Linked DNA regions of Homo sapiens: region 2 is linked to region 1. A link is an interaction called in ENCODE POLR2A ChIA-PET data of the cell type or tissue named here. Cell type or tissue: IMR-90. All regions are shown on one strand. Region 1 overlaps IQGAP2 (IQ motif containing GTPase activating protein 2). Region 2 overlaps IQGAP2 (IQ motif containing GTPase activating protein 2).

Region 1 (5,000 bases):
TTATACAGTAAAATGTAAGCAGACATCCATAAAATGTCTTCAAGCAACAAATTTTATACTTATTTCAAGTACTTAATGTGCTGCATCTTTAATATATATTACCTATACTAATATCCTGCTGAAGTTTTAATATACTTTTACATTTTTCTATCAAAGCCTAAACTAATTGGTATCTATTATCCTTAGATGCTTCCACCTCTAACTTTCCCACCTGTGGAATATTGAGATAATTTAGAATTTTAGATTCATGCTTTTTTAATTATATCCACCAATAATTTAGATATCTACAAATTTTATTAACTGTTTTTCTGATTTTATCTATACCAAATTTTCCTTCTTAGAGTTTTATCTTTGGTTCTTCTGTGTATAAATGTAAGTGCTCAATAAATATTTGTTGAACATAAATTGAATGAATCATCAATTGCACATATTTTAATATTTTCATTTGTTCCTTGGGTCTTGGTTCTGTTTGGTGAATCTAATGCTTCCTTCAGTGGCAGTTTCCTTCAAATGTCTGACATCTTCTGATCTGGGACTCATCTTAGTGTTTGAGACTTGCTGTTTGTTGGTCATTCACTGCAGATCCGCATGTCAGGAGCCAGCATTAAGAAGCTGTAGAGAGCAATGGAACGGACGCCAGAAGGGAACCAGTGTCTTTCCTTCTCAGACTGGGGACTCTCTGTTCCTTCTTGAGGTCATTAGCTGTCTTGGGTACCGGCATGCTATCCCGCTATCAGCATCTACACTTGCTGCTTTAGGGAAGGGCCATATAGTTCTGCTGGTCCTAGGCTGACGATTGCTCACTTTGAGGCTCTTCTTTTCCTTGCTGTCCCCTTTGCTTGGAGCAAACCTCACGACAGCTCCTACCTCTGCTGCAACCCCCAGCGTTTTGTGGGCTGTGATCTTCTCCCAGTTTGTTTCTCAGTCAATCGAATTCTGTCTGTTTACTTCATGTTAGGGGTTGTTCAAATTTCTGGTTAGTAGATGGCATTTTTATCGCAAATGTATTTTTTAAAAGTTATTACTGTAGTTAATTTCATGTTAGTTTTGGAAAGGGGATAAGACAGCTGTGCTCAATGATCTTGATGCAACTGTTTTCACATTATGCTCTGTTTATCCATTCATTCATTTAATTACTATTTATGGAACAGCTCCTATATAAAAATATTTTTCTCGGCTGGGCACAGTGGCTCACGTCTGTAATCCCAGCACTTTGGGAGGCCAAGGCAGGCGATCATTTGAGGTCAGGAGTTCGAGACCAGCCTGGTCAACATGGTGAAACCCCATCTCTACTAAAAATACAAAAATTATCTGGGCACGGTGGCACACGCCTGTAATCCCAGCTACTAGGGAGGCTGAGGCAGGAGAATTGCTTGAACCAGGGAGACAGACGTTGCAGTGAGCCACGATTGTGCCACTGCACTCCATCCTGGGCAACAGAGCAAGACTCTGTGTCTCAAAAAAAAAAAAAATTTTCTCTACCATGCTATCCCTAAATTAAGGTACTTAGGCTACCACAAAATATAGGTTTGATGATAACATGAAGTAAAATGTTTATACTAAACTGTTAATTTTCCCCTTTGATGATAAAGAAGTTAGATAGCTATTTCCAATTACATTTTTAATTTCTCCATTGTACAATGTAATATTAATATAAATCTTACAATAAACAAACATCCTGGCTTAAGTAAAAGTTACCACAAGGTGGTGCTGAGAAGTTAGCTTTCTGAACATGGAAGAATCTTTGCTTTTAAATTTAAGTCTGATATTTTCTTAAGCTAATATTGATCAGGTAAAGATCTCATTTGCATATATCAAAAAATCTCATTTACTAAAAAATTAAAAAAAATATTGTATAGTTTCTGTTTGGCCTCAATTTTCAACTTTTTTTCTTTTTTTTTAAATCATTGATGTTGAGGTTTAAACTGTTAGCTTTGGAAAGATCACTTTTCATGGTATGGGCGTTTTACACCTAATCTCTGTGTGGGAGGTGCTTCCCAGCTGATTACTCAAACGGGCAAATGTTTATCAGGAAACTGTGTTTACCCAGTATTCCCATGCTGAAAAGAAACAGCAATAGCAAACTTCCTTCCCAAGCATTTAAATTCAAATGAGGCTGCTTATTACCTGAAGTATATAGGAAATCAAGTCTTAATCTAAAAAACAAAAAAGCCCATCGAATAGAAAAAGTGCCAATCTCATGTAGCTCTTCAACAGTTAATTTATTAAGCACCGTTTGGTACCTAACAGCCAAGTCAAAGGGCTGAGAGCATTCCAAAGGAAGTCATGGAATTAATGTCACCTTTGCTTCTCATGTCTAAGAGAGCACTTTTTGTGAGGTAGCAAGCCTCCTACCACACCAAAAGCTACAGCACACCTGTGCAGCTGAGTGAGGCCAGCAACGGAGGGGTTGCCCAGAGGTAGCTACCGACTCATTGACCCATGTGCTCCTACTTGTACAAATAATATCACTTAAAGTCCAGGAAGCAATAAAGAAAGTTTTAAAAAATACCATTTAGTGTATATCATGAAAGTAGTATATAGTAGTAGTAGTAGTAGTAGTTGTTATCTACTGAACCAAATTTTTCCATCTTAGTCACATACATTACTGCCAATATCACATGGCATTAGTTTTTTCTACCACTTTCAAGATAAAACTAGTGGTATTAGTTTTTTCTATACTTTCAGGATATACACTAAAAGGTACTATCGTAATGAAATGCAAACTTAAAAGGCAGGAGCTAAATTTATTTCAGCTTTCTTGGATCACATTATGTGTAGCTCATTTTGTACTATAACATGTGGAATGAATGTTTGTATATCAAAGCCTCATGGTAGAGCAGAAAGACCACAGGACTAGAATCCAGAAGCGCTGAATCCTGGTCCCAAAACTGGTAAAACCTCAGTGTGTGACTAAGAGCAAGTCACGTAACCCAAGCTTTCAGTTCCCTTATCTGTGAAATGAATGACTTAGACTACAATAACTTCCCAAGGCCCTTCCCCTTCTCAAGTTCCATGATTCTTCATTTAAAACATGTTAAATATAATAGCTGAGAGGCCTGTGCTGAAGTTCAAGTCTGATACCAGTGTTCTTTTAATTTTCTTAGAAGTAGGGAAATAATTGACTTCTTTTGAAGCCATTGGCTGGCTGAATTCATAATAGCACAGGTTCAGTTCTCACATATCCTGGTTTTTACTAACTGTGTGACCTTCGGCAGCCTCTCTGTGCCTCAACTGCCTTGGTGATAAAATGGGAGTAATAATAGTGACCACTGCACAGATATGTTATGAAGATAAAATGAGATTATACCAGTACAGTATTTTGTGCAGTGCCAGGCACATAGTTAAAAGCTCCATTTGTGTTAACCTTTGTTCTTACTATTCTTTGTTAAATAAATGTGTCCTTTGTATACAAACACTTATTGATAACCTATCAAAGTGGTTTTCTTACTTTTTCCAATGCCAAGAATCTCTATTTCACCACAGACTCCATGTTTGAAATAGTTTTATTTACTGAACCAAATTTTTCCATCTTAGTCACATATATCACTGCCAATATCATATCAAAATCCAGGGTTCTATACCTAATTTTCAGCCCCAAACCAAAGGAATCCTGAGGTAGCCTTATCATAGAGAAATTAGTTCAATTAAACCTCCTGAAGAGTTAAATATACAAACTCCAGAGACTTTAACTTGGAATCAATAGCACGTAAGCTGTATGAAGTAACAAGATGTGGTTCATAGTCTCTTAAGAGCTCAGAATTTAGGAAGACAGAAAGGCATAACCACCATACTAATTTAGGACAGAAAGAGGAGGAAAGGGAAAGGAATGGTTCAGAGCACAGAGAGAATTCTGAGCAAGGAAGGACTTGAAAGAAATAAGCAGGTGCAACTGCCTCCCTCACCTTACTTCCAAATACTGCCATCTCCAGATATCCCTTCTGAGAACCTAGGATTAGAGCCTGTCCTTTGAGCTAAGAAACTGTCTTTGGAAATCTTATTTATAAATGCAAATATGTTCACTGTTAGAGATATAATCAATCTGATATAAGGGTTCAATCAGTTTCTTAGGGAAGGAAAAGGTTCTAAGGGAACAGAGTGTTAAGACAAGGAAAGTTATGCATTAATGCCTGAGGAGCAGGTTCAAAGGCCACCTGGTAAGCAAGACAGCCACCTGGCTGTGTGGGAGCTGGCTAGACAAACTCTACTCCACAAAGCTCCCAGAGTACCTGGACGGCTGGTGAACCAGAAGTGGGTCTGCCAGAGCCATGGCATCACCATTGCACCTGAAAACATGGCTGCTGCGACACAGCTACAGTATCAGCAGCGGGAAGAGTAATCCTATCACAGAGGAGAGGCAGACATAGCTTCCGTTTGTGGCTGCCCATGTAGAAGAATCTCAATGGTCAAATGAACTAGACAGCAAGAAAAGCAGAATCCAGTAAGCTAATAAGGTTAAACTTGAAAAATTAATATAAACACATGACTTTTAAGAGGAATCCCTAGAGAGTGGTGGTTCCACATCTCAAAGCAGAAATAATCAGGATAGGACTGGAACATCCTGTTGTGACCACGAGCAAGGATATTTCAAAGAATGTCAGGGACGGTGCTAGAAGGACAAGGAAGTGGGCCAGAAAGAGCTCAGACTGACCAAGCTGAAACAATCTGGTTCATCAAAAAGAAAGAGATATTAATCTTGGTTAAGTCTGAGAAAGGCCACAGGTTCAAAACAATAATCAAGAGAATAATATACAGTGTCCAAAAAGGAAGTTGTAATAAAAAAAAGAGATAAATAGCGAATGTGTATTTATATTGACTTTAACAAGTTGGGGAGCATTATTAAAACACAAGTACTTTGTTTCTTCTATATCTGTTTTTTGTTTGTTTGTTTTGTTTTGTTTTGTTTTGTTCTTTGAGACGGAGTCTCGCTCTGTTGCCCAGGCTGGAGTGCAGTGGCGCGATCTTGGCTTATTGTGATCTCCGCCTCCTGGGTCTATTCT
Region 2 (5,000 bases), 120 kb after region 1:
ATTCTTTTTTATAGCTGAGAAATATTTCATTGTATGGATACATCACCGTTTATCAGTGGGTAGACATTTGGATTGTTTCTGCTTTTTGTCATTATGAATAATGATTCTGTGAACATTCGAGTACAAGTTTTTGTATGGGCATAGATTTTCAATTTTCATTCGTATATACCTGGGAGGATAATTGCTGGGTCATATGGTAACTCTGTTTAATTTTTTAAAGAGCTGCCAGACTATTTTCTAAAGTAGCTGCACCATTTTACAATCTGTTCAGCAATGTATGAGTTTTGATTTCTCTACATCCTCACTAACATTTGTTATTGTCCATCTTTGATTATAGCTACGCTGGTGGGTATGAAGTAACATCTCATTGTGGTTTTGATTTGTATTTCCCTGATGACTAATGATGTTGACTACCTTGTCATATGCTTATTGATCACTTGTGTATCTTCTTTGGAGACATGTCTATTCAGAACTTTTGCCCATTTTAAAATTAGGCTATTAACTCTTTATGTAGAATTTAAAAGTGCTTTACTTTTATTTTTATTTTTTTGAGACAGAGTCTTGCTCTGTCACCCAGGTTAGAGTAGAGTGCAGTGTGATCTCAGCTCACTGCAACCTCCACCTCCCAGGCTCAAGCAATTCTCCCACTTTAGCCTCCAGAGTAGCTGGGACTACAGGCATGTGCCACCACATCCAGCTAATTTTTCTATTTTTTTGTAGCGATGGGGTTTCACCATGTTGCCCAGGCTGGTCTCGATCTCCTGGGCTCAAGCGATCTGCTGGCCTTAGCCTCCCAAAGTGCTGGGATTACAGGTGTGAGCCACCTCACCCGACTTAAGAACCCTTTGTATATTCTGAATACATGTAACCTTTATCAGACACATGATTTGTCTTTTCACTTTCTTGATGGTATCTCTTGAATCAGAAAAGGTTTCAGTTTTTATAATGTCTAATTTATCTGTTTTTCTTTTATTGGTTGTGCTTTGGTGTCATAGCTCAGAAACCAATGCCTAACACCCAAGGCTACAAAGATTTACTCCTGTTTTCTTCTGGAGAGATTTACAGTTGTGGCTCTCACATTTAGGTTAATAATCCATTTTAAGAAAATGTTTGTATACGGTGTGAGGCAGAGGTCCAAATTCATTTTTATGTATGTAGACACTGAGTAGTCAGCATCCTCTGTTGAAAAGGGCATCTTCTCTCACTCCCAGTGAATTGACTTTATTCTGCTGATGAAAATCAGTTTACCAGAAGTGTTAGGGTTTATTTCTAGACTCTCAAATCTACTCTATTGATCTATATGCATATCCTTATGCCAGTACCATACTGTCTCAATTACTGTGGGCTTTGTAAGTACGTTTTGAAATTGAAAAATGAGTCCTCCAACTTTGCGTTTCTTTTTCAAGACACTTTTGACTATTCTGCATTCCTTGCATCTCCATATAAACTTTATTTTTGTTCTTGTTTTTGAGACAAGGTCTTGCTCTGTCATCCAGCCTGGAGTGCAGTGGTGTGATCGTAACTCACTGCATCCTCAGCCTCCTGAGTGATCTTCACGCCTCAGCCTCCAGAGTAGCTAGGTCTACTGGTGCATGCCACCACATCTAGCTAATTCAAAATTTTTTTTTTTTGCAGAGACAGGGTTTCGCTACATTACCTAGGCTGGTCTCAAACTCCTGGCCTCAAGCAATACTCCCATCTCAGCCTCCCAAAGTGCTGGAAGATAAGCACAAGCCACCAGACCTGGCCACCATATAAATTTTAGAATCAGCTTTCTAATTTCTCCATTTAAAAAAAAAGAAGGCAGCTGGGAATATTTCTAGAAACTGTATTGAATCTATAAATCAATTTGGGACCATTGTTTTCTTAATGCTATTTTCCAATCCATGAACATGAGATGTCTTTCTGTCTATTTAAGAGTTTTAAAATTTTCAATGTGTTGTAGTTTTCAGTGTTCAATTCTTGTACTTCTTTTGTTAATTTTATTCCTAAGAATTTTATTGTTTTTAATGCTATCATATAGTGAATTGCTTTCTTAATTTCATTTTCAGATTGCTTATTGCTCGTGTCAAGAAATGCCATTTTTACACACTCCCCTAGTATCCTACAACCATGATGGACTCATTGTGGTGGGGTTTTCTTAGTGTTTTCTTCTGTTCTGTTTTTTAGTAGATTCCTATGGATTTTCTATAAACCAGAAAACATCCCTTAGAAATAGTTTCACGTCTTCCTTTCTAACCTGGATGCCTTTTGCTTATTTTTCTTGCCTAACTGCCTGGCTAAAATCTCCAGTACAATGTTAAACAGAAGTGGTAAGAAAAAACATCCTTATTCCTGTATTTCACCACTGAGTATGGTGTTACTTGTAGGTTTTTCATAGATGTCCTTTATCAGGTTGAAATTCTCTTCTATTCCTAGTTTGTTGAACGTTTTAAGTCAAGAAAGGGGGCTGGATTTTACCAAATGCTTCTCCTGCATATATTGAGATGATCATATGGCTTCTGTCCTTTCTTCCATTAATATGGTCTATGATATTGACTTTCAGGTCTTAAACCAAGCTTGCTTCCTAGGATAAATCTCACTTGATGGTATTAAATATATTTTATATGTTGCTGGATTTGATTTGCTAGTATTTTGCTAAGGATTTTTGCATTTGTATTCATAAGAGATATTGGTCTTTAGTTTTCTTGAGATGGCTATCTGGTTTTGGTATTAGGGTAATGTAGGCCTCAGAAGAATGAATTGGAAAATGTTTTCTCTTTTCGTATTTTTTGGAAGAGTTTGCAAGGACTGCTCTTAATTCTTCTTTAAACATTTGGCAGAATTCTACTGTGAAGTTATCTGGGTTTGTGGGAAGTTTTCTGATTTCTAAGTCAGGCTCTTCACTTATTATAAGTCTCATTCTGTTTATATTAGTTTTTTTCAGATGTTTAAGTCTCTTATTGAGTCAGTTTTAGTAGCTTGTCATTCTAGGAATTTGTCAATTTCCTCTAAGTTTTCATTGGCATGTAATTGTTCATAGTATTCCTTTATAATCCTTTGTATTTCTGTAATGTTGGTAGTGATGTCCCCTCTGAATAAAGAACTTTTCAATGGCCTGATTTATTATAGAATTTTGAAATTAATAAAACCAAAATAAAAGATATACTGGAATATTATAATTCTCAATTTGTAAAAATCTTAAGTTACAGGATATACAAACTAGATACCTTCCAATTCTCACCTCCAGAAAGAAAAACAGGTGCAAAGACAGAACCAATACATTTTTAATTAAAATGCAATAAAGTCATTTCAACTGAAATCAGAAACAAGAAACACTTCCTAGATGAATATATACAGTACAAGCATACAATTTAGTAGAAACTCAATATTCTAAGTCAACTCCATTCATGTGAACACACATATGTGCATTATAATAAACCCAATATCACAAATTCCAAAGGTACTAATACTTTAAAAGAATCATGCAATAAATCCTCTCATCTTTTCAAGAAAGACAAATTCACCCTTTCCTGTATTTCTTGCATTCAAGACCATGAGTTTTCTGTGCACTATGCTTTCTTAAATCAGCACAACTATATGTCTAGTAGTAGCCACAAATTTTTATATAATCCATGACCAAAAATCAGCTTCTTTCAAAGTATTTGTGTCTTGGCCGAGTACAGTGAGTGGCTCACGCCTGTCATCCCAGCACTTTGGGAGCCGAGGTGGGCGGATCACTTGAGGTCAGGAGTTCGAGACCAGCCTGGCTAACATGGTGAAACTCCATCTCTACTAAAAATACAAAAATTAGCCAGGTGTAGTGGTGAGCGCCTGTAATCTCAGCTGCTTGGGAGGCTGAGGCAGGAGAATCACTTGAACCCAGGAGGCAGAGGTTGCAGTGAGCTGAGATCCCGCCACTGCAGTCTAGCCTGGGCGACAGAGTGAGACTCCATCTCAGAAAAAAAAAAAGAAAAAGAAAAAAGAAAAAAAGTATTTGTGTCTTAATAAAAGATTCATAAATATATACTACATCTAATATACTCATCAAATAAATTTATGAAAAGCCATCTTAGAGGAAAAATTGTACATTTTGATAATTATTTTCATGAAACTATTCCAAGGAAAGTTTTCCTCAAAGAATCTGAAATAATCATTATGCTGACTTTCTGAAACAAAATTCAACTACAGAATTTCAAAAATACTAGAGAAGATGACAAGCTTTCAAGCTACATTTATACCATTTCAATATACTGAGGAGAAAACTTTGCTTATGTTATCACCATAAACCTGACTGGCACTATAGCTTACAGAATACTTTCACCTTCTTTAAATGATTTTTTAAAAATCCTTGAATCCATGAATAAGTAGGGCAATAAGTAACATCATCTTGATTGTCTCATTTACAGAGGGGACAAATTGAACTTCCCACAGGTAAAATGGTCTGTGGAAGGTCAAGCTGCTTGTGTAAGTGGTGGAGCTGGGACCAGGAAGTTAGGCAAACCAACTCCCAATCACATATCATTTTCCTCTACATGACACCCCTTCCCACTTGTTAAAAACAGGAGGCAAAAACAAAATGTAAAGTGAGTATCAATAGAAAAGTAAGTTTTTCTACTATCTCCTTGAACTTATTCACTGAAAGTATATTTTTTCTTTTCTTTTTCTTTCTTTCTTTTCCTTTTTTTTTTTTTTTTTTTTAAAGACAGCGTCTCACTCTGCCACCCAGGCTGGAGTGCAGCAGCCCGATCTCAGCTCACTGCAGCCTCCACCTCCCAGGCTCAAGTGATCCTCCCACCTTAGCCTCAGGAGTGGTTGGGACCACTTCTTTCTAATGCCTATGAATCAATCTCCTTATCTAACTTTTTTGCGACAACTTGACTAAAAGCATGTTTTTAATGATCTTAGACTGATAGTGAATCGCTAGCATCCTGCAACCTAACTGTAGACTTCACAGACATGTTAAACAATCTTTAAAACTTGGTTTTTAGAGCCTAAAGAAAGTTACGTGACACTACTAA

Evidence for each region. ChIA-PET counts read pairs that join two places held together with the same protein. Peaks named below come from ENCODE experiments on the same cell type or tissue, not always from the same donor. Only the 100,000 strongest peaks of a DNase experiment are listed, where the experiment ranks them.
Region 2: POLR2A ChIA-PET joins it to region 1 with 6 read pairs; 4 of 35 experiments call an interaction of 5 or more read pairs at or near these places.

The regions. Positions count from the first base shown.
Region 1 is chr5:76,580,347-76,585,346 of GRCh38, reverse strand. The region is part of intron 5 of IQGAP2 (IQ motif containing GTPase activating protein 2); the gene reads right to left. Among named protein-coding and RNA genes, the nearest start is that of F2RL2, 41 kb to the left of the region's middle. RefSeq lists an enhancer at 3,031-3,120. In IMR-90, a CTCF peak has its summit at 1,703 (motif pointing right); a DNase peak (open chromatin) is centred at 2,936; H3K27me3 peaks cover 243 bases.
Region 2 is chr5:76,462,804-76,467,803 of GRCh38, reverse strand. The region is part of intron 2 of IQGAP2 (IQ motif containing GTPase activating protein 2); the gene reads right to left. Among named protein-coding and RNA genes, the nearest start is that of IQGAP2, 62 kb to the right of the region's middle. In IMR-90, no CTCF peak of the experiment used is centred here; no DNase peak of the experiment used is centred here.